Regions from separate parts of the Homo sapiens genome. Here region 1 is linked to region 2. The links are chromatin loops, found by intact Hi-C in ENCODE. Cell type or tissue: MCF 10A. All regions are shown on one strand. Links, peaks and the distances in the headings refer to the core of each region. The heading gives the core; the rest is flanking DNA. Region 1 overlaps DNAJC1 (DnaJ heat shock protein family (Hsp40) member C1). Region 2 overlaps SPAG6 (sperm associated antigen 6).

What was found. Hi-C counts contacts between places; a loop is a spot of excess contacts. Peaks named below come from ENCODE experiments on the same cell type or tissue, not always from the same donor. Only the 100,000 strongest peaks of a DNase experiment are listed, where the experiment ranks them.
Region 1: a loop joins it to region 2, with 7 times the contacts of the local background. A loop is called at or near these places in 18 of 110 quality-filtered maps.

What each region holds. Positions count from the first base shown.
Region 1 is chr10:21,982,611-21,998,212 of GRCh38, reverse strand. The region is part of intron 1 of DNAJC1 (DnaJ heat shock protein family (Hsp40) member C1); the gene reads left to right. Among named protein-coding and RNA genes, the nearest start is that of DNAJC1, 13 kb to the left of the region's middle. RefSeq lists an enhancer at 8,519-8,668. In MCF 10A, for the core only: CTCF peaks have their summits at 4,444, 4,664 (motif pointing left) and 8,430; a DNase peak (open chromatin) is centred at 8,452.
Region 2 is chr10:22,416,527-22,432,128 of GRCh38, reverse strand. SPAG6 (sperm associated antigen 6) reads right to left here. Exons shown (of 11, transcript NM_012443.4): 11 at 14,519-15,510. The coding sequence ends at 15,441. Among named protein-coding and RNA genes, the nearest start is that of LINC03027, 14 kb to the left of the region's middle. In MCF 10A, for the core only: no CTCF peak of the experiment used is centred there; no DNase peak of the experiment used is centred there.

The DNA of each region.
Region 1 (15,602 bases), core at 3,632-11,631, 430 kb after region 2:
CGCCATGTTGGTCAGGCCGATCTTGCACTCCTGACCTCAGGTGATCCACCCACCTCGGCCTCCCAAAGTGTTGGGATTACAGGCGTGAACCACTGCGCCCAGCCTCTATATTTCTTTTAATTGTCTTTTGGGACCATGACTTTCCTTATCCTTTGTATACAGTAATTCTAGCCAACAGTAAACACTTCATATTCATTTAAAAAAATCTGTGAATTGAAATAATGACAAGCTAAATTATCTTAAATTTTGTAGTATTTACTTTATGCTGAAGTCAAGATTTGTCTTCATGGTGCCAGTCAGTCATTACAGACTTCTATTTATGTAGCTAGAAAATGTGCTTCATTCTCTTTCTCTCGTGTTTTATAACTAAATCCTTATATTCAAATGAATGCTGAAACTTGGTTAACAGAAGAAAAGCAGAAGAACAGGGATGTGCTTATAAAATATTTGGATTTTAATTTTTAGATAGGAATTAATAAACCTTTTAAGCTCATTCGGCCTGTATTTTCAAATGTACAGATTAGCTAGCCTGTTTAGAGGAGGGACAATTATTGCCCATTCATCCGTGCCCCATGGTTGGGAGGAACTTCCCTAAAAAAACACCACTGATCACTAGACCCATCTCTAACATCTTACCATGGCGGTGTGAGTTACCTTACTGGAGGGTGATTGCCTTTGCTCTGTTTTGCTTGATTAGGAAGAGCTGATCAGTCAGAAAGCTATGAGTAGTGGGAATCAGTCTCTTTGCACCTCTCTGCCCAGACCAGTAAGGCAATTATCCTAACCAGACTTACCCTTGAGCATACTGTCTCAAAGTCTAGAATGTAGAGGAGAGGGCACAAATTGCTAGCAAGCCCATTTGGCCATCACATTTAACCTGTATTCTTCAATAGCTGTATCAGTTATAAAGGTTCATCTCTTGTCTGCCCGACTCCTGTGTCCACTCAGTTTTTTGGATGGGAAAAACCAGTTAATGGGGCCTCCCTAAAGCCCATCACAGTCCTTTTTAGAAATGAAGATGATGATTTCATTCATGAATGATGGTGAATTTGTACTGTGATTATCAATTTTGTCCAGTGATTCTTGCAGTGGAATCCACTGAGCTTGTGGTGTTGAGTGTAGTTCAGTCTTTCTCTGTGGAGTCTATTCCTTTGTACATGTGTGTTGTGTAATAATAGCTTCCCCATTTTTATTGTAGAATCCAATTTTTTTTAATTTGGAGAAAGAGATACACAGAATCTAGAATGGTAGATAACCTTTCAGTCATTTATATTTCTGATGTAGGCATGCATAGCGTTAGAGCTGAATAAGTACTTGTTTAATTGTATACATCTTTGCATCAGATAGAATTATCATAAAATTAGTTTTCTTATGTACACACTCTTTTTGTGATATGTATAGTTTAGTGGAAGATGCCTGAGCCAATTTTATGGGATAAAGCAAGTCTATTGTGAAAATTTTGCCACATATAATCTAGAGCTGATGGAACAGAGACTTTCTTTTAGTTTTAAGTTTCCTTTTTCCTTTTATGCTATTCTCAGTTTTTTCTTTACACTAATTATGAGAACACTCTTAGAATATTGTATCTTTTGTTATTCATAGACAATAGCCTAAGTTGAACTGGGAAAGTGGAATGGCTTCTGCTATTACAATTATTCCTAGAAATATATTCTAAAACGTTATATGGGTTACCAGTTTACCTAGTGATTGGTTTAATGTGGTTAATTTCACAATCATATTTTGTTCAATGTTGAGAATAAAACAGAGGTTGAGGTTATTTGACTTGATTGCTGAGAGGAGAATTTATATGGCAGTTGTAAGTAATGCCAATAAAAGTTGTTTGATAAAATGCCTAGTGTCTGTAATAAACCTTTTCTCAGCTTTGTTATGCTCTCTCTCAGTGAACTGCTTATTCCATAAATGGTACTATGTGACTTTCAGAACTGTTTTCCACTGTGGGCATTATTGGGTCTGTTTAGACAGTAATGATACCAGTTAATTCCACCTAGTTGAAAACAATTCCAAAGCCTTTCTTACAGAGTTATACAAAAATAAAGGAAAGGAATTGCAGTGGAAAGAGAGATTTCTGATTGGATGAAGCAGGACCCTAGATCATTTTATAATGAAGTCACAGTCATATTTTCAAAAATCTTTATTTTCATCAAAACACTTAATTGTAAAAGATGGGCCCTATACTAATGAATGTAAAAATATGATTACATGTTTTAAATAACAGCATAGTATTTCATTTTAAGAACTGAATAGTTGATATTTGAGTATTACTTATATTTACTGAAATTTTTTGTCTAAGCGTGTCATAAGGACCTAATTAGAAATTTAATCTAGAATTTATGTTTCATTTCCCATCTTATGTAATACTAAATTAAGCAAGGTGAGGATTCATTCACCATATTTGATAAGTGTTTCTGATTACATCATCCAGCAACTGAAATCTCACATGTAACCAGGCATATTGCAAAAGCAAGGGCATGCCACGTTCTACATTTTTGTTAGAATATGTGTATAAAACAGTATACTTCATTATCAGATGGATGCCTGTTTTATTGCTACTGAGGCAGTAGGCATTAAGCTCTGTGCAGCTACACAGTTAACTAATATATTTGAGTTGCTTAATATTAAAGCTAATAATCTAAGATCAAGAATTAAAGGACATGCCATAGTATATGCAGCAGTGTTAAAATGGAGAAGAGCAACGTTAAGATGCCACTAAGAGCAAATACTAGAATTCTAAAATGACGTAATTTCCTTGGTTAAACACATTCTGGAATACATACAACTCCTGGTTATAGAAGGAAATAGAATTTTAAACTGTTACATGAAACTCAACTGTGGCCTGTATAGTGAGCAGTAGTCAAAATGAGTTATGACCAGAAAGAAAAAGATCATTGTTGCCATTTACTGGGAAAGTATGAATAGACCATGAAGAAATCTTAGGGTCCGTACACATGAGGAAGGTAGAAACTTCTTATTTCTAGTCAATACTTAAGGACTTTATTTATACCATTAAAACAGGTCAGGTTAAGGAATCTATTCCATGACCAACTGAATTTATACTTTAAAAAGAAACCTCTGACTTTTAGAAAATTTTTTTTAATTGCAAATCTTATTGGCAGTTATTTTCAATTACCACACTTTTCGTTAACAGATAAGATTACTATTTAGGTTCTTTTCTGACTTAAAGTGGTGCTTTGTATTGATAGTTGGTGATTAAGTTTGATTTGCGGAAGTTAACATGTATAAATATATATAATATATTAATATATAAGTATATATAATATAAATATATATAAAGTAGGAAGTCTGGAAATTGTGTTTTAATTATATCATACAATATTTCTTTATGGATCTTTTATATGTAGTAGGAAATAGACTTCTTGTGTGTTTTTTTGTTTGTTTGTTTTGAGACAGAGTCTCGCTTTGTCACCCAGGCTGGAGTGCAGTGGCGCGATCTCGGCTTACTGCAAGCTCTGCCTCCCGGATTCATGCCATTCTCCTGCCTCAGCCTCCCCAGTAGCTGGGACTACAGGCGCCCGCCACCATGCCTGTCTAATTTTTTTTTGTATTTTTAGTGGAGACGGGGTTTCACCGTGTTAGCCAGAATGGTCTTGATCTCCTGACCTCGTGATCCACCTGTCTCGGCCTCCCAAAGTGCTGGGATTACAGGTGTGAGCCACCGCGCCTGGCCAACTTCTTATGTTTAAAGCATTTTAGTTTAGACATTTGATAAAGTTCAAATGACAGCCATGTTGTGCAGTTCTATAGTAGTTTTACACAATCAATGAGTGACTTTTTATATCACACGTTTGGAAGTATATAAGATTTAACTTAAAGTAAATTAGATTGATTTTGCAAGTGTTTATTGTGGAAAGCTTCACAGTTTTTCAACATGCTGCTGTCTCTTAAAACATCACTGAAGCTTCTTGTTTTGAATTGCCTTCAAAGCTTGCTGCATATTCTTCACATTAGCCTCATTAGTAGTAAATCTTAAAGTTGGGTTTGATTTTTGGCTATAGCTAACAGTCATTTGGAGCTAAATTTGGTGACTAAATTAGGTTAGCAAGCTCGGATAAATACTTTGTATTGATAAAAAGATCTGAATATACATTTCATGTAATGCTGATAGACTGCCTTGAGGACTGTTCTCAAAGAAAAGTCCCAGAGAAGTTTTGAGTGATATTGACACAAAGTAATAAATCTGTAGCTTTACAAGGTAGTAGAAAGTATTAGAGCAAATGACTCTTGGACTACTTATTACTTCGTGGGTAGCAATTTTTTTAAAAAAAGTTTGCCCGCAGGATAAAAATGGGTAAAAAAAAAGTGATCTTAATTTTAGAGAAGTGGGAAAATATAGAGCTAGAAGAAAATATTTCAATTATCTGCCTGCTTTTAATATTAAAAACAAAGATCATGATAGTATTCATTATATATTTCTATAATAAAGCAAGTTAAAACCGAGTGGCAGAGGAATTAGAATAATGTTAGAGATAGAGGTAGTAGCTGAGAATACCACTGAGGAAGAAAGCAGGATACACATAGAAACGTATACAGAAAAAATGCATAAATACAAATATAAATGAAAATGGAGTAATATCTCCATCTTGTGGCCTTCTTTGGATATTGCTATTAAAAATGTTGAGGGGTTGTATTTTCACAACTGTAGGCATAAGTAAGAATAAAATATGAGACAGACGAAAACAAAATACGAGTCAGAGAGTTCTTGCAGTATTTTGCAGGGCCTTTTAAGACCGAGCTTCCCAATTGGTGTGCTGCAAGCATGCTGAGATAGTGATGCCCTGCCTTGAGCAGCCTTAACAGTTTCCTCCAGTGTGTCTTACAAATACAATTTTCTGTAACGTGCCATGGTATGAAAGAGGTTGGGAAAGCACTGCTAAGGCATGCAGTTCTGATGCTTTTCTTCCAGGGGAAAATTTATGAGCGAGAGGGTGCAGGTGTGTGTGCGTATGCATTTATATACTTATGTGTGTATAGTAAATATATTTATAAATTTATGAGTGTATAGGCTGAGTATATAAATTTATGAGTATAAAATGTTCAGCTTGTAAAGTATATATATATGGTAAATATAAAAGTATATATGTAAACATAAAATTGTTTTATAAAATGATTCTTATCAAAATGTTTCCTATACTAAAGATCCTTGTTTAGCTCTCGTAGAAACAAAAGTATTGTTAAAGTATGGCCGAGGGAATTTAGATAGAGACGAAATCAATAAGTCTTTGATTAATTAGCATTCTTTACTTGATTACTTAGCCTGGATGTCAGAATGGCCATTAAATGTTACCAAAGTTTACAATAACTCCAGAGTAATACTTTAATGATCTGTAACGATCCACTGTATGAAGAGGATACAGATGACTTTGAAATGTATAAATATTCAAATTCTGGGTAGCCTAAAGAAATATTTTGTGACACTAAGGGATAAGATAATATTTTACATATAAATCATGACTGACAGATATTTCAGATTTTTGACAGCTGACACACTTTTTCAAGCCATTGATCCCTTAGAGCAGCACTGTGCAATAGATATGTGATACAAAACACAGAGGTGATGTTAAATTTTCTAAAAGTCACATTTAAGAATGTAAAAAACAGATGAACTTAATTTTTTTTTTTTTGAAATGGAGTCTTGCTCTGTTGCTCAGGCTGGAGTGCAGTGGCACAATCTCTGCTCACTGCAACCTCGTTCTCCTGGGTTCAAGCGATTCTCCTGCCTCAGCCTCCCTAGTAGCTAGGATTACAGGAGTGCACCACCATGCCCAGCCTGAAATTAATTTTGATAATGTATTTTATTTAACCCAATATACTAAAATATTATTCCAACATGGAGTCACATTTTCAAAAATTACTATTATTTTTTGAGACAGAGTCTCGTTCTGTCGCCCAGGCTGGTGTGCGATGGCACGATCTCAGATCACTGCAACCTCCGCCTCCCGGATTCAAGCAATTCTCCTGTCTCAGCCTCCCAAGTAACTGGGACTACGGGCACATGCCACCACACCCAGCTAATTTTTGCATTTTTAGTAGAGACGGGGTTTCACCATATTGGTCAGGCTGGTCTCGAACTCCTGATGTCAGGCGATCCGCCAACCTTGGCCTCCCAGAGTGCTGGGATTACAGGCGTGAGCCACCATGTCCAGCCAAAAATTATTAATGAAGTATTTCACATTTTAATTTTTTGTACTAAGTCAGCAAAATCCGTGTATGTTTTACATTTATACTTCTAGCACACCTTAATTTGGAAGCCAAATTTTGATTGAAAATACTTGATCTGTATTGAGATTTCATAAGGCATATAGCTAACAGGTACATTCACGTACCCAAATCGTTATAAGCAAAACTTTCCAGTAACTCAGTAGAATATCAGTTTTTCAATTTAAATATAAATTAATTAAAATTTTGGTTTCTCATTTGTACTGGCACATTTTAAGTGCTTAAATATGCCTAATGCTTATTGGATAGCATACATTGGATAGCCTTAGGGAATTAACATTTCTGTATTGTGTAGATATAGCTAAATGTTTTTGGATAAAATCACTGATTATTGTTTTTCACTGACTATTGTTTCCATTTTGTTAGGGACATAGTTTGTAGTTTTCGTATTTTTTTAAACCCAGTGTAGCTTTTGTTGTTTTGTTTTTAGGTTGTTCCAATTGTGCTAGCTATCATATTCCTAGTTACTTATCTATAGTATACATTTTGACCATGCTTTGTTCTGTAAAGGCTATTGGTATAAAGTTCATGCTGTTCTAGGAACATTGGTTGTCTGAACTTCCATGCATAGGCTTGTCTGCTAAGGGTGGTTTCAGGTAATCACTTTAATTAAAGTTGGTCATTTACTTTTGCTAGCTCATCTATTATATTTTATAATTCTTTAAGTGTTATTTATTAACAGTATATTAGGTCGTTAGTGATATTTTGACCAGGAAATCACTGGAGTTCCTATTTTGTAGTTTTAGCTTTCAGGGTGCCCATTCTCCCTATTCTGAAACTCATACATCTTATATATTGCTAGCTATGAAATATTCACTATATTCTTTCCTGTCATCTATTTTGATTATTATAGTATCTTTAATTAAATGATTTAGAATAGAGATTGCTAGGTGCATTTCTATTTGTGTGCCAATCTGTTGGCTCTTTATAATACCAATCAGGGATTCTAACATCACCCTTTTTTACTAGCTGCCTCTGCTACCTTTTCATAACTCCTAATGAGTACACCTTTACTTTGAACTGAATGATTAATTAACGATCTTTTTGCCTTTACCTTTTGTAATTTCATAAATAGCTGAGAAAAAGAAGTAGATTTTACTGTTGACAGTTCTTACACATACTTAGCTCCTGTTATTTCAAATGGACTTGGTACATCCAGGAAATTGTACTGGTGTCCAAGATCTTAAACATTCTATGCTGAGGGAAAAACAACAACAAAACAAAAATTTTAAAACTGACAATAGAGTCCTGAAGTTGGTGGAGACCTCACGAGTTTCTCTTTCCTTATATAGGAGTCTCTTCTGTAGCACTCCCAGCAGATGGTCTTCTAGCCTGTTTGATGGTGTCTAACCATAGGGATTATGAAACAACCTGTTAAGTTTTTGTATAATACTACTCAGTGGAAATTTTATTCTTAAAGCCCAAATCATAATTCTTATCTACTTTCAACATGCTCACTGTCTTCTGGAGTACCCCTGAACATATACTTCTTCTAAATAATTTTTCTTTGTGCCTTAAAATAAAATGCACAAGGGAAATAATTATTTGTTGATTTTCTCCACACAGTAAGGCCTTTTTTTAAAAAAAATACATCCAAACTGAGGGGGCTACTTGTTTTCATTGTCTTTAGATATGTACCAAGGCCACCCTAAAGAAGATGCAAGCCACCATAGTTACAGTTGTCTTGGCACTGTATTAGGCATGATTTGTGGTTACTATATACAATTCCCAGGGTTTATCAAAGTCAGCAATAGGAAATTTATGGAAGATTGAAAAATAAGATGATTTCTTGTATGCCATCTTTGATAATAGAGGCCACAGAATAAACTTAATTAAAAATGTAGCCAGAAATTGCTATAGACTCTTGAAGCAGCACCCCGTGTATAGTTGTGCAGTTTGTGTATCTGCTTCAAACCTGTCATTGTGTTATAAAAATGTTTTAGACTTTGGCATTGTTAAGAATTGCACATAGGTGGTTAAACTGTGAAGTAAATAATTTCTCTTTGATAATTGAAATATTATGTTTCTGCGAGTGGAATTTTAATTTTCAGGCCCATCTTGAGTGTGAGTTTCTCTCTCCTCTCTCTTCACCTCTCCCTAGTGGCTTTATAGATGTTTTTACTCTTTTCTCTGAGACACCTAGGCAAGAACTAGGTCTTATATAGGTGGCTTAGGGCTCCCTCCTGAGGTTACATTGGGGCCATTGCAGATCCAGATACCAAGCCTGCAGGTCCCTTGGCCTGGTCTGGACTGTGGGGCTAAAACCATTGCCTCTTAACATCTCAGATACATAATGTTTTGTAAGTTGTAGCCTCAGGCAGTGTCCTTCTCACTTTCGCATTTTTTTTTCCCCACAGGCGGTGGATTGCCACTGCATCCCCTGATTTCAAGCAGCAAGCCTGGCTGTGATCCCAGGCCTTGGTAGAGTACTTTCAGTCCTCATCACTCTATGGGAGTCAGACTTCTGGTTTCGTCTGCCTACTTGTAGTCATGGAGCCCAGGAGGCTTATAGCTTAACCTCTGTTTATGGCTACAGGTTTTCTTTTGTTTTTGTCTACAGAGATGCTTAACAAGTTTTTGATCATGGCTATATGTTTATAATTTTCTCTCTTTAAATTTTAACATTGGTATATGTTTGGAATGGGGTTTCGGAGGAAGTCCCTCAAATACTTAGAGTGCAGTTTTCATGTTGGAACATTTTTAAAAGCTACATTTATTTTATAATATTATTTTTTAATGTTCATTTTCTTATTATCTGAGAACCTTTTGCCACTTATCATCCAGAACTATGGTCAGGTTGTTTATTCACAGTAATTTAAGAGGCTATTAGGCATTGAAAGAGACAGTCTACCATTCCATCCCTGTTCCTTTCTAGCAACTGTTCCCAGACTTTATTCAAGTCTGGGGGTAAAACAGTCAAGTAGCATTTCTAAAATAATCAAATCCCACGAGGTTTTGAATATAGTGATAAATAAGTCCATTATCTCAGAATGACATATATGTCCCTGTTATTGGAGATACCCAGAGGAGAGTCCTGAACTGTCGTGAAACTATTTAGAAAAATTTGCCAGGTGGGAAAAGAGATATTGAATCTTAGGTGCGTGTCAGAAAAACATGGGCTAGAGAAAATTAATCCTCCTAAAGTTAAATTATATGCAGATAATTTCATGTTGACCCTTTATAAATATATTTCACTCACAAACCTCTGAAGAAGACTTTCTGGGGTAAATAACATTTGTTTTCTTATAATCAGTCTTCAGAGATTCACAAAAGAAAACATAGGACAATGAGGCTAACCCTCACTAAAGACTGTTTTAATAATCAACTTAATGGACAATACTAAAATTTTAGAATTCATTGGATATTAGCTTCATAGAATTAAGCGTGATCCTTAATTGAAGCTTTAAGCAGTTTATAGAGTACACATTTGGAACATACTTTAAATGATATATTTTTAAGGAAAGAAATATGTAATTCAAATTTATAAGAGAAGATAAAGGGCCCTTTCATTTTGGAATCGTAGGATTTAGTCAGTTTTTGTATAATTTGAGGAGCACATCGATTTTTTAATTATTATTATATGCCTTTAATATTGAGTTGTTAATCTAAGAGGTCTTTTGAGGGTAACAACATGGAAAAGAACAGTAGTGTAATGATCTTTTAAAAAGACATTTTTACTTATAGGCAGCTGATGCCTTTCTAACATGGATAACAATACTCTGTACCAGTCCTCTGTGTTTTTGTGACACAATAGAATATGCACAGCTACTTAGATTATGTTAAGAAATTTTGATAATAAAGCCTGCTTTTCATGTTTGTTAATTCATTAGTTCTTTTTACAGTATTACTGTAAAATAGTAAAGAATGAGAAATAAATTCTAATAATAAGGAGTGTATTTGAGTAAATTATGACACATTCTTGGTGTGCTGTGAAATCAGTAGTAATATATGTGAAAACTACATAGCAACATGGAAAATACATACAATGTTAGTGAAAAAAAGCCAAATATCAAGTTGTATTCAGATTTTATTGTAATTTTGCAGGATTATATGTGCACAAGGGCAAGTCAGAAACATGGGCTAATGAGAAGAGTTTGAATTGTGGGACTGGTGGAATTCTATTTAGGGGCAAATATTTCACTTAGAGTTCTGCTAATATTACTAACATATATCCGTGTAGATTATATTACTTTGGAAAGAAGAGTGTTGTACAATTAAAACACATTGGATAAATTAACAAATGTTTTCATGTTTATGAGATAAATCATATGGATATTTTGAAGGCTTTAACCTATAATCTATTGAAGGTTATAAATGGGAAATTAAATGAGGTAATTTTTTTTCAAACAGCCTGGGTTAAATGAAGTAGATTTGTTGTCTATGATCAATAAAAGTGCTTGCAAATATACTTACAGTAAGCTGTGGGTATAATTCTACATTCTGGTAAACACCATGTTATCCTGACCAAGAAAGCTAACCTTGAGGATGAGACCACAGTTTAGTGCCTCTAATCTTTGTATTACACTTCTGAAAGCTTTTGTATATACTGTCTCTCTTTAATTCAAATATTGTAGATACTAATGAACAACCAACTATATTATTGTATTTACTCTTTAAATCCTCATAGTGCTTAAAGGTTTAGAGCTGTACTGTCCAGCACTATAGCCACATGTGGCTATAGAGCACTTGAAATGTGGCTAGACTAAGAACATTAAATTTTATATTGTATTTGATTTTAACTCACTTAAAATTTGAAAAGCTGAGGGAGTATAAAATGTTTTCCCATTAAACATAATTTTATTGTTTGGATAAGACTATATTTCATTTATTTCACTTTAACTATCAGAAATTTGGCTTCCGAATTGATATGTATTGTTAAAAACTATACATTGGGCTGGGCGTGGTGGCTCACACCTAATCCCAGCACTTTGGGTGGCCAAGGAGGGTGGATCACTTGAGGTCAGGAGTTTGAGACCAGCCTGGCCAACATGGTGAAACCCCGTCTCTACTAAAAATACAAAAAATTGTTGGGTGTGGTGGCAGCTGTCTATAAGCCCAACTACTCGGGAGGCTGAGGCAGGAGAATCGCTTGAACCTGGGAGGCGGAGTTTGCAGTGAGCTGAGATCGCGCCATTGCACTCCAGCCTGGGTGACAAGAGCAAGATTCTGTCTCAAGAAAAAAAACAAAAAAAACAAAAAATTTCCCAGCCAAAGTGTTAGCAAGCTGAATCTAGCAACATATAAAATGGATTAAACACCATGATCAAGTGGAATTTATCCCAGGAATGCAAGGTTGGTTTAGTACCTAAAAATTGATTAATATAATATTACATATTTATAGAATAAAGAACGAAAAATATGATCATCCCAGATAGAGAATAAAACTTTTGAAAGACTCAAACATTCATTAATGATGAAAACTCTCAACAAACTAGGAATAGAAGGTAATTTCCTCAACCTAATAAAGAGAATCCAAAAACCTATCTGAATAGACACCTTACCCAAGAAGATATACAAATGCTAATAAGCACATGAAAAGGTACTCAATAGTAGTAGTTATTAAAGAAATGCAAATTAAATCCATAAGGAGATAACATATTATGCCCACTAGCATAGCTGTAATTAACATGAAGGACAGTAAAAAGCACTGGTGAGGATGTGGAAAACCTGGAATACTTATGCATCGATGGTGGCAAGGTAAAATGCAACTACTTTGGAAAACAGTGTGGCAGTTGTTTTTTTGAGATGGAGTCTCGCTTTGTCACCCAGGCTGGAGTGCAGTGGCTCACTGCAAGCTCCGCCTCCCGGGTTCACGCCATTCTCCTGCCTCAGCCTCCCGAGTAGCTGGGACTACAGGCACCCGCCACCACACCCGGCTAATTTTTTGTATTTTTAGTAGAGACAGCGTTTCACCCTGTTAGCTAGGATGGTCTCCATCTCCTGACCTGGTGATCTGCCCGCCTCGGCTTCCCAGAGTGCTGGGATTACAGGCGTGAGCCACCGTGCCCGGCCGTGGCAGTTTTTTTTTTAATAAAAAAGTTAAACTTAACATTCATCTCAGTTCCTCCTAGGTATCCACAGAAGAGAAGTGAAAATATTTGTCCACACAAAGACTTGTACATGAGTGTTCATTGCAGCATTATTCATAATGTTAGCCAAAAATTGGAAACAATTCCAAATGCCTAGCCACCCTTGAATGGATGAACAAAATGTGGTGTATCCATTCAGTGCAATGCTATTTAATATTTGGTAGAAAAAGAAAGAACTTCTGGGATAAACCACAACATGGATGAATTCCAAGAACATTATGTTAAGTGAAAGGATTCAGACTCAAAACAACTACATGTATGATTTCGGTTATTTGAACTGTCCAGAAAAGGCAAATAATATATAGAGATGGAAAGCAGGTGGCTGGGCACGGTGGCACACGCCTGTAATCCCAGCACTTTGGGAGGCTGAGGTGGGTGGATCACTTGATGTCAGGAGTTCGGGATCAGCCTGGCCAACATGGTGAAACCCCACCTCTGCTAAAAATACGAAATTAGCTGAGTGCTGTGGTGCATGCCTGTGATCCCAGTTACTCGGGAGGCTGAGGCAGGAGAATCGTTTGAACCTGGGAGGCAGAGGTTGCAGTGAGCCAAGATCGTGCCCCTGCACTCCAGCCTGGGCAACAGAGTGAGACTCCATTTCAAAAAAAAAAAAAAAAAAAGCAGGGTAGTGGTTTGTCTGGGGATGGGGATTGATTGCACACGGATGGGAGAGATCTCTGTAGGATGATAGAAATATTCTAAGGTGGGATTTTGGTGATGGTTGCACAACTCTATAAATTTATTAAAATGAATTATACTCTTATAATGGGTGGATTTTATGTTATGTAAATGTACCTCAACCAAGCTGTTGGAAAAATAAGACGTTATTTTATGGGAAATTTTCAGAATTTTCTAAATTGAGTCTTATTTGATAGATTAGTCTGTAAAAGAACTTAAATTGTGAATTATGATATATCTGAGCATTTAAACATTTTCACTCTTTGGCCTCTTCATACATACACATGCACACACAGACACAACTGTGTGTAAACTGAGTACACAAGGTTATTTCTACTGTTGCATCTATGCTGTCAGAACTTGGTCTCACTATGTTTTTAGTTTTGATATTCATTAAAATGTAATTTCTTTAGTGTACAGTGTCTTAAAGACTTGTTAATATGTTTATGTCTTTTGATTAGATTTTATACTTTCTAGAAAAGTTCCCAAATAATAATGCTGAAAGCTGAAATTTCAGAAGAAAAAATGATTTTAAATATATATGGCAGACTAATCACCTATCCATTCTCCTTTTAGTAGAACTCCTATGTTATTGGATATTGGGGTTTAAAAAGTACATTTTTCTGCCTTCTTTACAGGTAGTGGTGGCAGATGAGCAGAAGACATGGGTTGGGCTTCTGGTAAAGCTCTTAAAGGGTGACACACCATTTTACCCTTGTTTATTCCTTCTTTTCTGTTCACTGGGATTGGATGAGATGTATGTAGCTACTGTACCAGATATCTTGCAACTTGAAGTGACCTTCAGAAGCTAAGAGGAGAGACATAGTAGTGGCCTGGGTCCTTGTGACCATAACTGCCCCTGGAACTGCTTTACTTCTATTCTTCTTGTATGTAAGAGAAAAATAGACTTCTATCATTTTTTAAGCTGTTATTTGGGGTCTCTGTTTATAAGCAGCCAGTTTCTGATATACCGTTCTTACCTACCTGTATGAGGGGTTGTTCTTTAAGTAATTTTTCTATTAAAATTTTTTATGTAAAAGCAAAGAAAAAGTAAATTTAAAAACATTAGAAGAAAACCACTTTTGATATTTTTGTCTATAGAATTTCAGGTTTTTAATCTTCATATATCTTTTTTATTGGCCTCAGTAACTGCTCATACTGTTAACTGCACCTAAAATTTCTTTTGACTCCTTATGTGAGTTGTGAGTACAGTATGTAAACTGCTTTTTTGTTTTTTATTGTAGTAAAATATACATAATGTAAAATTTACCATTTTAACTGCTTTAAAGTATAAAAACCAGTGACACTAAGTACATTCACAACATTGTGCAACCATCTTCATTATTCATTTCTAATACTTTTCCGTCATCCCAAACAGAAACTCTGCACCGATTAAACAACTTACCGTTCTTTCCTCCCCACCAGCTCCTGGTAACCTCTCATCTACTTTCCTTTTTTTTTTTTTTTTTTGAGACAGAATCTCGCTCTGTTGCCCCGGCTGGAATGTAGTGGTGCAATCTCTGCTCACTGCAGCCTCTGCCTCCCAGGTTCAAGTCATTCTTGTGCCTCAGCCTCCCCAGTAGCTGGGATTTACAGGCGAGTGCCACCACACCCGGCTAATTTTTGTATTTTTAGTGGAGACAGGTCTTCGTTTGACAGGCTGGTCTCGAACTCCTGGCCTCAAGTGATCTGCCTGCCTTGGCTTCCCAAAGTGCTGGTATTACAGGTGTGAGCCACTGCATCCAGCCCCTCTAATCTACTTGCTTACTCTTGAATTTGCCTGTTATAAGCACTAGATATAAATGGAGTCATATAATATTTGCCCTTTTGTGTCTGGCTTATTTCACTTGTCTTCATAATGTCTTCAGGTTTCATTCATGTTGTAGTATATCTCAAATTTTCATTCTTTTTTAAGGCTGAATAATATTCCATTGCGTGTATATACCACTTTTATTTATCCGTTTATCTATTTTTGGACATTTAGGTTTTCAGCTTTGGCTATTGTGAATAATGCTGCTATGACCATTGGTATACAAGTATCTGTTTGAGCCCCTGCTTTCAATTCTTTTAGGTATATACCTAGAGGAAGAATTGCTGGATCATATAGTAATTCTATATTTAACTTCCTTTGTTTTTGAGACAGAGTCTTCCTCTCTTGCCCAGGCTGGAGTTGAGTGGCATGATCATAACTTGCTGCAGCCCCAAACTCCCAGGCTCAAGCAGTCCTCCTGCCTCAGACTCCCAAGTAGCTGGGATTATAGATGTGCGCCATCATGCCTGGCTAATTTTTTAAAAAAATTTTTGTAGAGAAAGGGTCACAATTTGTTGCCCAGGCAGTATTTAACTTTTTGAGGAACCACCAAATTGTTTTTCATAGCTGCTGTGCCATTTTACATTCCTACCAGCAATGTACAAGAGTTCTAATTTCTCCACATCCTCGTCAGTACTTAGTTTTTACTTTTTTTTTTTTTTTATGATAGCTATCCTAATAGGTGAGAGGTAGTAACTGTTGTGGTTTTGATTTGCATTTCCCTAGTGACTACTGTTATTGAGCATCTTTTCATGTGGGTTATTGGTCAT
Region 2 (15,602 bases), core at 4,973-12,972:
TGAATGTCTTTGCCCATTGATGCAGGTGTACTTGTTGGATTAATGCCTAGCAATAGAATTGCAGATCAATATTTGGATAGCTATTTCCAAATTAATATTCAAAAGACTGCATTAATTTATAATTCCACTAAAAGTGTGTTCAAAAATGTTGATAATTGTTGAGGCTAGGTGAGAGGCACATTAGGCTTTCATTTACTTCTGTGTATATTTTTAAATTTCCATACTCAATGACAGACAGGCATTTTCATTAAAAGCAGGTATAAATATGCCTGCTTTCACCACTATTATTTAAAATTATGCTGAAGTCATTCTGTAATAAGACAAGAAACAGAAATACTAAGGAAAATATTGCAAAGCAGTAGAAAAATTGCATTTGCAGATACTTTTTGCCTAGAAAACTTAAGAAACTTGATTGAAAATCTATTATAAAATAATTATTAAAATCAATAACTTTCTACTGATCTAGCAATAACCTATTGGGAAATATAACTTTTTTGGGGTGTTGGAACCTGGGAACAAATATATGTCTTAAAAAGATTCTATTGACATATAAATAATATTGGCAAGAACTGAAAGGGATTTATACAAAGAAAAAGAGAAAAAAATGAAAGCAAAAGTATTTGAATAGATTGAGAAATATATTATGCTCCTAGACAAAGATATCTATCCCTTAATTTGCAATTGTAACTAAAATTCCAACGGGACATTTTTAGAAGTTGAAAAAATGTATTTCCATCTGGAGGAAAAAACAGAGTAGCCAGAATACTTTGAAAAGAAAGAATAATAACATGAGATTTACTCTACCAGATGTTAATACATATTATAAAGCCATAATAATTACAATAATATTGAACTACTGAGGAAAGATTGACAAATATTTCAGAACAGATAGCCCTGAAAGAAAACTCAATATTCCAATAAATGAAGCATCACTAATGGAGAAGACATGGATTATTCAATAACTGGCACTAGGAAAACTGGCCAACCATTTGGGAAAAAAAAATCAGATTACATGTTCATTTCATGCAGTCTACTGAAATACTTTCCAGATAAAAAGATAAATGTGAAAACTGAACTATAAAAGAAGTTAAAAAAAAAATCTAAATGGATAGCTAAGTGATTTTGGGATGGGAAAGAACTAACCACAAAACAATGGAAGAACTCATAGATTTATCTGCAATAATCATTTAAAGCATCTGTATACCAAAAATTATAACAATATCAAATTAGAAGTTGTGAAGTAGAAAGATATTTGTCATGACTATCATAAAGTGGAAGAGTTAGTATTTACATACAGGTCCTTAACAACCCTTTTGAAAGAAGAAATCCCAAAACCTTTTGGGCAACAACAGCATCATTGAGCTTAAATTCAGAGAACCACTTTGAGAGGAGAGCTCATTTGGAAGAATCACTAACTTACTGAATTTTTAGAATGTTAGGTTTTTATTGTATGTTTTGTTTTGTTTCTTCTCACCTCATTTCCTGTGTTCAAGGTAACATCTGGAAATGCTTTCTTCTCCAGTTTATTTTTCAAAAGCTTCCTAGAATATTATACTCCTTATATCCTTTGGAAGAAGTTCAGTTGATCTCATTACAACCCCAGGGGTAGATACTCTTACTATTCCCATTTTCCAGATTAGGAAGGAGGTATTTTTGTGGCTTTAAGCATAAGTAGGCGGCAAACTGAAAAAAGTTGACATAAACAAGTCATTCGAAATAAAGTCATTAAAGGAGAATCCAAGCCCAGTGAACACTATTTAGAGAAAGAGAAACAGCTGTTAAAAGTACCTGGCAATCCTCAAAAGACATGTGCTCAGCCAGGATCCCTACACCCGCCCTCATCCTTAGTTGTGACAGACCACGCCCAAGGGTTACAACCTAGCTTTCGCCTCGAGCTAGAGAGAGATGAGCCTGTGAGGGGGTTACACCGACTTCAAGGGGGAAACACCGTCTGATCCCTGCACTTGTACTAGCACTTACTGGGGGCTTAAAACTGAAACTGTCCTAATCATGTTCTGACCTCATAATATGCATGAATCCTCTCACGTAACCATCACCAAACAACCCCAGGATTTAAGTACATTTATGATCCCCATTTTCCACTTTATGGAACTGAAGTTCCACAGAAAAGTTACATAGCTTGCTGAAGTTCACACAGCTAGCAAGTTGTATAAGCTGTATTTGAGCCAGGCAGGTAGCTGGGGCTGGAGCAGAAGCTCCTTGGCTATGTGAAGCCAGTAGCTATGTACAAAGCCCTTTCATACACAAGAGCTCATTTGACCTTCACAACTTCTTTGTGATGAGGTCAGGAAATATTCTCCCCAATTTACACTAAGACAACGGGAAGCTAGAAATGTGTTATTGGAATTAATCACCTTTTAAAAAAAATATCTGAAAGAGACAGAGAGCAGGGCATGGATAGACACGTGGTAAGGAATGACTGGAGGGAAAACAAGGCTTAAAAAGCTTGAATCACAGAAAAAAAAAGTGCCCTGAACTTTAAATAGATTAAACACAAGCTGCATTGAAGGGAAGGGAGCTGGGGAACAGGCAGGGGAAGGTTATCCTGAGCACAGCAAGAATGAAAATCATACCAGTTCATGAGCCAGCAAGGGGTTTAATAATACTAGATAATAAACATTGAGAAAAATCACACCCATAGCATTTCCATTATTTGGAAGCTATCTACCTTCCTGAAATACTAACTCCTAGTCCATGTCACTGTTTAAGACTCATGCTGTTAATTTATGTCTGTTTATTTACATGACCTTTGTTAGTTTAGATAACAAGACCGGAAGTTGTGTACAAACCACTAAGATGAAGTTCCCACTGAGCAATAGGATTTTCACCTAGCTTTTAAATACCATCATGGTAATAAAGTTTGTACAAATACTTTTAGAATTTGTTCACATAGAACTAAAACAACATCCGTTAACCTCTGAACTTGTTGCTTGTTTTTTCGATCACATTTTTTTTTATTCTGAAATACTGTGAGTACAAAGGAACTTCACAAGAAACATGCATGTTCTGAGAAACTTACTTTTATAAAATGATTCATGCTAAACCCACTAGCACTCCATCTGTTTAAAAGTAGGAAAATAAAGAATCCTTTTGCTATGACTTATGACCTCCTCATTTATCGGATTTTGTTTAAGTCCAGTTTGACGGGTATCAGAACAGATGCATATATATTCTATACTTAGTTCACAATGTTTAGTTCTTTGGAATTTAAAATCAATATGCATCATCAACTATAAGGGAAATTCTTTTATCTACCGTAAATGACAGCATTCCCAAGTTGGATGAAATGTTACTTGGTAGCATAGGATTTATCATAAGAACCTTGTCTGTGTGGTATTCGTATTCAATTCAACATTTTTTAAATAAGTGTCCATCTAAATCCTCTCTCAAAAGTGAACACATTTCCTATAATCAGCCCTTCTTGACCTTCCTTGCCTTCTTCAAATACGTATTCTTTCCTTCTATAATTCTGTCCCATCAAAATCCTTCAGTGAGACCTGTAGCAACCAAACAGGTTTTCAGTATGTGATCTCAAATAGTTTTAAAAAAAATTGGAGGATTGTTCAGACTGAAATATTTTGGCTATGCCTCCAGGGGAAAAAAAAAAGGCACTCTTAATCCATGGTTATAACAACATTGTTCTGTTTTTTTTTTTAATTGCCAGTGTTGGCATGAATGAAATATAGGATGACTCATCCAATGAGAATTTGAATGCTGGCGTAAAACCATAGAGAAAATCCAGGTGAGTTGAAGGAGAAAGAGATCAGGGACTTGTGAAGAAAATGCAGTCAAAAAACAAAAAGAGAGTGTCTATGAATGCAGGAAAACAAACAGCAGGTTTGAACTCTAATAGTTAAATCCTGCTAAAGGCTACTGACATACGACACCAGGATGGGAGAAAAGCCAAAGGGTGAAAAGTTTCTAAGCTGACTATTAAATAGATGTAACTCACTGACGAGTGTGCCCATGTGGGATTTTAATTACTCAGACATCTGTTTGGCAAGTGTACTACTAAATAGGGATCAAATACAGAGATCAAATTACATGGGGCAGGGAGTGGAGATGACATTCATGAGTCAGAAAGGAGAGCTATCGGCCAGGGGAAAATCAATCCCGGCTTTACATCTCACCAACAGAGAAGCAATTATTTTAGATGTGGGGCTGGTTAGCATCCTAGGTCATGAATTTAATTAAATAACCCTCGAGTGGCAGAAAACAGAACAAACCACTGTATTTAACTGTCAGTAAGACATGCTGCAAATAAATGGTCCAAATTCCTCCTTTTTTCCTTCCCTCCTCCCACATAGATTTGTTGTAGTTTTTCTTAAATTCACAACTCTCTTCCCTTTCCTAATGTAGCCTTCTCAGTGGCATCCAATAAATTCATTTACATACATGGCTTGAATCAGAGGCAGGGTTTGTCTCCAAAATTCCCACAATGGGATACTTGGGAAGGGGCAGGAGGGGAGAAAGGCACGAATTAAATCACCATTTGAATTCCTTCCTTAGGTTCAATAAAAAGGCTAATAATTCACAGAAATATCCTGGGATCAAAGAGAAGACCCTGTGGCCTCATTGGACATTAGTAGGTGCCTTGGAAGAAGCAGAGGCAGGAGACACAAAGGACTTCAAGTGATTGGAACAAGAACTGTAGAAGACATACCTAAGCACAGGAGAGGGGAAAGAGAGCGTTCAATTGCTTTTGAAATGAGTATTTAAAAACCAGCCTCACTCAGGGTGGCCCCTTGCAGTCCTCTGCTGAGTCAACTCTCTGCTTGGCAGCCTCTTGTCCATAGCTGACTCAGGGCAGAAAGGTGATTGATTGCCTTAAGAGCCTTCCCCTGACCTCTCCACTCGGCTCTCCTTCCTCCACCCCACCATTCTTCCAGAGCCCAGCTCAGATCCACAGGTTTCTCCAAAATGCCTTTCTTCCATTTGCAGATAACAAAAACCAGTTGGAAAGAATATAGGTAAAAGAGTAAATTTACTGGAGGGAAGCGTCTTACAAGGAAGAGTTGAACAACTTAACCTCCCTCAGGGAGAAGTAGCCCAGGGCAGTTCCCAGGACCTCAGAGGCTGAAAATCACAAGTGCCTCCAAAGGGTTCGCTGCCATTAATGATTTAGCTACCAACTCCCAACCACTGTCTCTCTGCGCAAATCTAAAATTCCTGGGAGAATCTGATTGGCACATATACACATGCACTCACACACACACACACACACACACACACACACACGCACAGTATGTATTCAAGCTCAAGCTGTTAAATAAACTCAGAAAATCATCCTACAATGTGGCTCATTCCTTCTAAACTGGTCTTTTTGCTACCATTTTAAAGTTCTAAGAAGAACTACCTCAGATACCGTTAACCTGAGTTGAGCAGGTGTGGAGGATGGTAGAGCCAGATTCCCATGCCCAATGAAAACAAAGTGGCAGCGGTCCTGACAGAGTAGATCTTGAAAAGAGCTTTTTCTTACTTGGGCAAGCTACACTTTTAAAGTGTCTTGCCCAAATTCCCCTCAAGGGTTGCCAGCAACCAGGATGGCTCGTGGAACTTTGCAGCCTCATTCATTTATTCAATAATTATTTCTTGATCTCCTGCTGCGCACTAGGCAACTATGCTAAGTGTTGTGCTGGACACAAAGATGAATCAAGCATGGTTCCCGTTCTCATGGTGCATAAACATAGACCTGCATCTCTTGTGTGAGCAACAATCTTAAGGCCTTCTAAGAATAATTTTTCATATGAATACTGATTTTTAAATCCCCCCCCCCCCCGCCTTGGATGAGAAACCTAAAAATTGTGCCTGAACTGTGAGGCAAGGTCATTTGTTAAGGTTAAGATTTCACTCTTGGTATTCAGAGCCTTCATTAGGCTACATCAGATGAGAACTGAGATGGCTTCACAATTAACCACAGACAGGCATCATTTATTTTTACCATGTAACTTGGAGGGTATGATGGTGCTGGGTGTGGAACTACCTTTTGAAAAACCACTAATGTTTTCTTTCACCTCTGAACCAAATAGATAACTGAGCATAAGTTAATTTTTAAAAATTCTAGCCATTTACCTTACCTTCATTTGGGAGCACAATTGGGAAGATGCTTGGCAGCTAAGCTCCCAGAGGCAATACAGGAGCTTCTAATTAGCAAGGACTGCTAAGGCCACAGAGAGTCTACCCGGGCTATATATGCGAAGTGTCTGAACTTCTGGTTTGGATTCACATCTGAGAAAATTTGATGTTCTGGTTTGGTTGGATTCCAGTTTGAACCAGTTGCCTATGTGTTCTCAAATTTGGGGTGGGGGTGCTCAAATTATGGTGTCAATTTTAAGATTTAGCAAATTATTAAGACTCATTCTGGTTGTGGGTTGAGGATTTAATTCAGCTCATATTTGTGGTTAAGGATATAAAACGTGTGACCAAAAATCACAGCAGTTGGAGGATGGGTTTGTTGGCCCTTGGTCCTAAAGAGGAGATATGGGTGGAGCACTAGAGTATTATGGGCCACCCTTTGTGCTACTCAGATCCACTTGCCGCTTGGGGTAAGTTCATCCACCCAGTACTCGACAATTCCAGGATTCTCATTGGCCTTTATTACTGGGGAAACTTATAAGGTTAATCAGCAAACTATAGTCAGTGCAGCTGCAATAGATCTCAAGCCTGAGGTAACTGACATTTCACCCTTTTCTCTACCCTGTCCTCATTCTAGAATTGCCTCAGCCACTGCCAGCAGCCATGTGGTCTAGGCAGACTGTCTGATGGGGTGACCCAGACCCTTGACTCCAAGATTCTGAGTCCCTGGTCCCCATGTCTATCCCAGCCCTAGCTTCTGTTCTTGTCTGCTTACTGTTAAAACTAGATATGAGAGCATCAGGAAACATCCCATCAGATCACCTGTGTGCCAAACATTCTTCCCTGTGTTCTGTGACAAAGTTCTACCTCCTCCTGATGATCAGGGTCAATGGTCTTGCTAGTTTAGTGACTCTTTTTCCACTGGTCTCTTGGCATAAGGAGACTGAAGTGACTGAGTGGCAGCTGTAGTGTGAAGTACAATGGGACTTTGTGTCCACTGATGAAGTATTACCCCAGTGAAAGCCAAGAACACTTGACCCACAGAATCTAAAGTTTTGGGGACAGGAAGCACAAATTCCCCAAATGTACCACAGGAAATGACAGTAAGCAGAGCCATGCCTACTTCCCCCTTCTCCCTATAGTTTCTGGACCTATGTATTCTACCTACTGGGGACATAGCACCATATAATGGCATTGATTTAGGGTGGTATCTCAACCTTGTGGGGGTATGTTCTCCAAGCTGGAGCCTCAGTTGCATCTTTAAGAGGACAGTCCACCATTCTATCATACCAGTAGCTCAGGAATGGTGCAATATGTGTGATAGGACCAGTGGACTCTGACCCAAGGCAGTATCATATGGAATCTAATACCAGTGGATCAAGCATTCTTAAGTCCTTGGGTAGTGGTACTGGCTGAGGTCCTATGGATAGGAAAGGCAAATTCATGCCAGAATATACAACAATCCCAATCAAGATGAATTCTTGCCCTTTCCAGGGTGGAAGAAGTTGAAGTCAACTTACCTCCAAATGGTTGGTTGGTCTCTTTGAGGGATACTACATTGGGGTTTCTGTTATTGACAGGTTAGACATTTGGCAGCATCAGTGGCAGTAGCTGGATCAGATTTGGTGAATGGAAGTCCATGCTGTTGGATCTATTCATAGCCACCATCCCTGCTACCGTGGCTACTCACTCCATTCATGTGCCCATTATGCCAGCACTACAGTAGCCAACGAGAGAGGCTGCTTCATGCATGGCTGAGTCATGAATGTTGTTTGGTGCCTTTTGGTAGTGGCTGCTTTGATGTGCATTAATATATGACACAAAGTTCTTCACACCTTATATCCATACCAATCCTTCTGCTTCTAAGCCCCTGACCAAACTACCACCCCATTCACCACTGTCCATGAGCCTGCATATGTTCTTTACCTTGAACCACTCTTCTTTTCACACAAAGTGGATGACCAAGTGCATCCTGTGGAACTTTGCCTATTGGAAGGATTTCTCCCTCACCACCCTCTTTTAAGATCACCCTAAGTAGGGCTGTAGTGCAGCAGCATCCATTTTTGGCTTGCACTCTTATGCTGAGCCAGCCAGCTATGAATGAAGGTCAGCACTTTTCTTCCTCCATCAGCTGGTCACAAGGGACACCTCCTTGCAGCCGTGGTTATGAGCTGAGATAGTTGTGAACACCATAGTTATAAACACCAGTGCAACAGGAGTGGATGACATGCAGGTCTGGGCCACCAACTGGTACAACTTACTTGTGTCCTCTGGCCCAGCTCATGCCCAATCCTGTATCTGCCACTTCCATTTTGTGATAAATTGCCACCAGGCCCATCCAACTTTATAACTTGGTGGGTCTGACAGAGCCAGCTGATGATGAATATCTCAGGTTCCATAGTTACTTGATGTCTCAGGGTCAGGTGCTTCATTTCAATCAGGGCCCAGGGGTCTGCAAGAATTTCCTTTATTTATTTATTTTTTTGAGATAAGGTCTGTCTCTGATGTCCAGACTGGAATGCAGTGGTGTGATCATGGCTCACTGCATCCTTGGCCTCCAGGGCCCAAGTGATCCTCCCACCTCAGCCTCCCAAGCAGCTAGGACTACAGACACACATCACTACACTCAATATTTTTGTATTTTTTGTAGAGATGAGTTCTCTCTAAGTTGCCAAAGCTGGTCTTGAACTCCTGGGCTCAAGCGATCCTCCTGCTTCGGCCTCCCAAAGTGCTGGGATTACAGGTGTGAGCCACCACAACCAGCCAAGAACTTTAGAATGGTATATTGTTGTTTACTACAGATAATATGGCCCTTCTCCAGAATCCTAGGGGGTCTATGCTGTGATTCTCTTATTGAGATTGATCACCAGCAACTATCCCCAGCATTCTTTCCCACCACAGATTCCTGTAATACCATAGGGTCTGTTGAAGGATATAGCAGGGCTTCTTGTACTGCTGTCGAGACCTACTACAGAGCTCCATCATCTGGTAAAAGGGTTGGAACAATATTCTGAAGTGCTGGAGAAATAATTACTAAATATACTTGCTCAGGTGCTTTAGGTTCTGTTGTCATAAAGATCATCCTCTCCTTCACCCAGTGGGTCCCAGATCTGAGATCTGACTCAGGTTTGGGAACTGAGCTAGTGACTGACTTTTTACCATGACAGCTGCCCTCAGCCTCATATTTTTATTTTAGAAATTGATACTTGTCGACTGCTCATTTATCTTGCCTCTAGGAAATTCTATTAAGCATTTTCATAGCTCTCTGTAGAATGGGCCCCTGGATGCCACATCAATCTTGCCACTCATTGCAAAAACTGTGCACACCTTGCTTCTGACAGTTAAGTCTTACTACTTGGCCTCTGTTATTTCAGGATCCTATCAGCCTTATTTCTGTTAAGGAGCCCAGTTCTGTAGTAGTGTCTCCTCCAGTCAACCCTGGCATAGACAAGAGTGCCTCCACTAAGATTCTCAGTGACTATAACCCTCTTAACAATGCATTTCTTATCATCTTACTGAAGAAAAATATGGGAAAACGTTGACATTCCCTTTGGCACTTTACTCGCTTGTATTGTTTGTATGACTTAAACTATACACGCAAACAGAAATAAAAAAACAGAACACTCAATATAGGTTACAATAGTTTTCATAGAGTTGGACTTCTTTATATCCAAAATGTGCTTTGGTTTTGCATACATACAATGTGGCCCCAAATTTGGTAAATGGTATGTCCTCCGGGACATACCATCAGCTGGTGGGTTTTCCATCCCCACATAGGCTATGTACTCCAGCATGCCCACCTCTCTGAGTCACTTGACACCTCTTCCAGTTGGCCCTGGCAATTATGGCATTTCCACTTCACTTGCCATGGGCTGTTGCTGCTTTCTCCAAGCTTCCAAGAGTCATCTTATCACCCTTGCCAGAGTGATAAATCCTGTGTCCTGGGAGAGTGCTCCCGTTATCAATAAACTCTCCTTTATCCAACTTTGGTCAGTCTTCTCCATGACTGTACAGCTAGCTATGAAAATGAGCCAAATATTTCCTTTTGTGTTCAAAATGGTACTATGATATCCCTTCATTAAGGACTGTCTGGCTAGAAGAGAGGGACACCTGTTATGTCCCAACCCAGGTTCTGAGATGAAGAAAATGAAGCCCAGAAGTGTCGCTTTCCGGAGATCTGCCATCTTGCAGTGATGATACATTATTAATATAATATTTTTTATTCAATTTTTAAAGTCAAGATGAAAAGGCCATATGGGTTATTCCAAAATGTGCTTTGGTTTTGCATACATACAATGTGGCCCCAAATTTGGTCTCACATACAGTGTTTATAAATGCAAGAATAATGGCTTAATTAGCATCTCTGCTAACTTAGATTGCAGGTTTTATTGCAGAGCACACTTTTCTGTGGGGGAAGGGGGAAGTGAGGGAAGTAGTGGGCAAAAATGTTTCCAGGTGTTGCAACAAAATGCTGATTCTTTTTATTGATATTAACTTTGACTCTGATTTTTTAAAATAAATTTCTTCATCCAGTATCATTGTTTATCTGAAACTCTTTTGGAAATCCATTACAAAAGTGAAAAGAAGAGTAGCAAATATGATTTATCAAGCACTTATGTGCATGGTCACACAGGTTGTGTACTTCACAAGGGCACCAGCACTTCTCAGGGGGCACAGTTCACATATTAGACATCACAGATTTCCATATTTATAAAGATAATTTTCCAGCAGATGGCAGTAAAGTGTGTTGCTCTAACAAAATAAGACTATTACAATAATTTCTGCCAGATGGAAATAAACTATCTTGAGGACTGGGCACCTTTTATATTATACAAAGATATATAGAGTAACGGTGGCACCATTTACTACATGCCACACCTTCTGCTGGCTCATCCTCATTTAATCCTCAGAATCTGATGTAGTGGGTGCTATTAGCAACTTGCCAAGGCCACTGACTGGGGTGGTAGTTTTGACATTCTTATACGGGTCTACTAAGGCCTAGAGACTTGAGGAGACTTGCTGTGGTCAGAGCTAGCGTGACCTAAGGTCAACCAGAAGCCTAGAGGCTCTTACTCTCAGTCCAACCTGCTGCTGGTTCTCCTGTGTGCTCATCACAGTGCTGGGTGACACTGGGGACTGAGAACAGGACACATTTCACTCATCTAAGTAAAAGGTCATCTTCAGTTAGTGAAGAAAAATATGGGAAAATGTTGACATTCCCTTTGGCACTTTACTCGCTTGTATTGTTTGTATGACTTAAACTATACATGCAGACAGAAATAAAAAAACAGAACACTCAATATAGGTTACAATAGTTTTCATAGAGTTGGACTTCTTTATATCCAAAAATACTTTGAGTAAATCATTTACTATCAGTAATGCATAAATTTTAGCAAGAGTGGGCCAGGCGCGGTGGCTCACGCCTGTAATCCCAGCACTTTGGGAGGCCGACGCGGGTGGATCACGAGGTCAGGAGATCCAGACCATCCTGGCTAACACGGTGAAACCCCATCTCTACTAAAAATACAAAAAAATTAGCCGGGCGTGATGGCATGCGCCTGTAGTCCCTGCTACTAGGGAGGCTGAGGCAGGAGAATGGCGTGAACCCAGGAGGCGGAGCTTGCAGTGAGCCGAGATCATACCACTACACTCCAGCCTGGGTGACAGAGCGAGACTCCATCTCAAAAAAAAACAAAAAAATTAGCGAGAGTGTATTACCACAAATTCTATATACGTGAGGAAATTTAGAGGCTTTATTTAATGTATAAATATCCATACCAAATCACTTTGCAATAATGATATATATTGATATAATATTCTTTATCCAGCATTCAGTTTAAATCTACTTCAGAAAATGTATCAATCATGAATAACAGAAGCCCATTTATAAATATTTTGTATTGACCTCTAACTTAATCCCCAAGGAAATATTTTTCCCTAAACCCACTAAAATTAAAAACAAAGTGAAAACTCTATCTTCCACGAAACAAGCAAACTGCAGTAACTTTTGTTTTTAATTTTAAAATAACATGTGTAGCATGAATACATTTTTCCGGAATTTTTCTAGCCGTACAAAGGTTTGGAGAGCTATTTGGAACTATCTCAGCTTGTTAATGACAATTCTGTTTTGGGTTGTGAGATCTGGAGTCATATTTTTGCTTCTTTCTTTATCCATTCATATACTGCCTAATTTTTTTTTAAAAATTAACTTATTGATACCTAAAAAACAATAAAACCCACCATTCTCTAAAGTAATATCACTGAATATGCATCTAATTTTATGGCCTACCAAGGCCTTGTAAAAACAAAACAATGTAAGTATTTATGTTACTAGAAAAATAAGTGCATGAACAAATTTAATTTTAAAAGTCAAAAGTCTCTTAAACAACTGGTAAATGTAATAATTATAGGACAGCCACTTGATCCTTTTAATCACCTGAAAGAAGCAGAAGAGCTACAAATCAACATTTTCTAAACAGTGAATTCTGTGGCAGAATAAGCCACAGTGTACATAAACCTCAACATTTGGTAGCACCTATCTTAATCAAAGAATTGGCTATTTGAAAACACAACAGAAAAATTCTTCATTCTTTCAAGGTTGGTTTCTAAACTTGACATCTGGGATGGGAGATGGGCCTCACCCAGGAATTTAAGGTCAGGGTTTATGTTAAGCAGGACCTCAAATCAAGTTTAGAAACAAGCAAACCTTTCATCCTTTCTTTAAGGAAAAGGGTTTTCTTTGAGAGGAAGGGGTTAGAAAAACAGGTCAATATCCTGTAAATATGGGGTTGTCATTTGTTTTTCCATACTACATTAAATATGCCTGCTTTGTGTTTAGTGTCTTGTGCGTATTCCACTGCCTCTGTCTCGGCAAATGTGTTTATATTAGAAAACTCCATGAGGGCAGGAAATGTAGGGGTTTTTTTAATCATAAATCATCTGGTTTGAACTACACTTATCTAAGAGTGTGGGGCCTGGGGAATATTGCACAATTGCTGGCTAAAATATGTAATCTGTCATTGACTATTAGGTTTTCCATTAATCACATGTCGAGTTTGTATAAAATGGATTTGTTTATAACATTGTTATTTTCACCATTGCAGGTTATTTTCATAAGCTTCTTATGAGTAAGCTGAGCAACTATTATCACCCTTACTATAATACTTAACAGAGAGAGACTAGAACCTATGTTTCCAACATCTCTTTTCAGGTACCACTGATTTCACCTATTTCCACAACAGGTGAAAGGACTGAATCTATAATAATAAGGTCCAAGTAATTCTATTCCTGAACTGAAGTCCTAAAAATAGTTGTTCATGTAAGTTGAGAATTCCTAAGAACAGGGGAATTTTAAATAAACTCCTGGGGCTGGGGGTGGGTAGGGAGCAGTGGGACAGGGGTTTGCACAGGGAATTAGAATTGACAAAATTCAAATGAGGGGTGAAAAATATCAGTGAATTATCATTAATAACAGACATTATTTTTGCCCTATGACAAATGAAAAAGATTTTGTTTTTATATATATTTTTTAAATCTCACAACATACTTTTCAAAAAGTAAAGCTTCATTTTGTTTAAAGAGTTTTATGTCAAGAAACATTTCATAGCATAAATTTTCCACAATGCATATGATCAAATTATAACACCCATCTGAACACTATTAAGTATTTTATTACTTTGTTTAGTGCTGTTTGATAAGTATGAAATTATCTATGAAGTGAAAATTTTCAACTAGGAAATTTGACATTCCAACAATATCTGAGGTGGTTTTAACCCAGATAAACTAATTTCTGTCATTACCAACACATCTAAGAAAAACAGCCCTAATGAAGAAAGATAAAAACTACTTTTATTTTCTCCAATTAAAAGATTCATAAGACAAGCTGTGTAGGCATGAAAGAAAGAAAGGAAAGCTACAAAACTGGGAATACAAATTACATTTTCCTATTCAACAGGTCAAAGAAATTGCTGCAAGGAAACAAAACAGGCCCAAGGAAGTATTAAAAAAAAATGAAATAACCAACAATCTTAGCCGGATATAAGGCAAAACAAAATGAGGTAATCTCGGGTATTATGAAGTTTTAAAAGACACAACAAAGTTATGCACTGTTAGGAAATAATGATGACAGAGATGAATCCAGAAAATACAAAAAACAAACGGGTAGCTCCTTTTGCATGAAAAAAATAAAAAAAGAGAGAGAGAGTCAAAGAAGGAAACCTGAAAACAGAGTCAGACTGGAAACACTGTGGCCTAGGGGCTGTGTGGGTTATCATTCACCTCCTCCAGGAGAGAGCAGCAGAAGTAACATCCCTTTAAAGCAAAAGACACATACACAGCAACTAACCAAGACCCATAAATCCAATCACATATTCCCCAAGGTCAGCAACACACTGGATAGGAAAAATGAAAAGGACAATTCTAATGCTGTTTTTATTTAAAATTTTATTGAAACCCTCTTTCACCCGTTTACCACTTCCTAAGTAAAAATGCATGTAAACTCTGAGCCTGATGGTATTAGCTTCAAACTATTCCTTAAATACCTGAAAATGTGACTTTTGAAACTTGGGAAAGTGACGTTAGGACAAGGATCCATTTTACATGCCTGCTTCTTTGTTCATTCATGAGCAGAGCTAGACTAAGAAACCTTTCAATGAGAGGGAGAGCATGTATGCAGGAGTATAACTCTCTATTCTGAATTCTACCCTCGCTGGGCCCATGAAAGGTAAGGAACACTTTAGATAGGGTGGGGAAGGAGGTTTGGAAAACTTGTGATAAAGAGGAGTAAATTTTTCCTAAATTCTTAGTAAAACCTAACAGGTTACCCACAGAGTCCGTGTCTTAAGTTAATGCACTTATATAACTAGCATCAGAGTCTCCTTCAAGTGCCCTGTATATCTGTCATCAGTTTCCTCCTTCAAAGATTTCTCTTGTGTATACTACTATATAGTTAGCAAGGCCAGCTTTCCTTGCCTATGCCTATGACAAATTGGCTAGAATAATTTAGGGTTTTTGAATGCCATCTCTTAACTATATCTCATTGGAGGTGTCTGCATGTACGAGTGTGTGTGGTTTTTAACAGAATAACAAAATGCCTTAAGGCCCTTTAACGTGTTTTTAAAATCTACCTGTAGAACAAATCCTATGCATGCGAATGACCATGAATAGTTCCTCACATATTCAAGCTACGAATGTTTAAAGTATTACATAAATTTAGAAAATATTATCTAAAGGTATTTCCCATTAAATAAATCTAGAATATACTTAGTTCAAATATTTAGAAGGATTTAATTACTGTTACTCAAAACTACTCTGCTGTGAATTTGAGTATCACAATATAACTTTGCTCAGTTATTAAGTGGTTGATAGCTGTCCACCCTCTGCAGAAGTGTATCTGAATATCCAGGGGAATAATACCTGAAAAAGAAAATACACTATTAAATGCTGGTGAAACGATCAACACAGCAGGCACATAAGATTCAATATAGGGGATTTATCTGAAATAATCC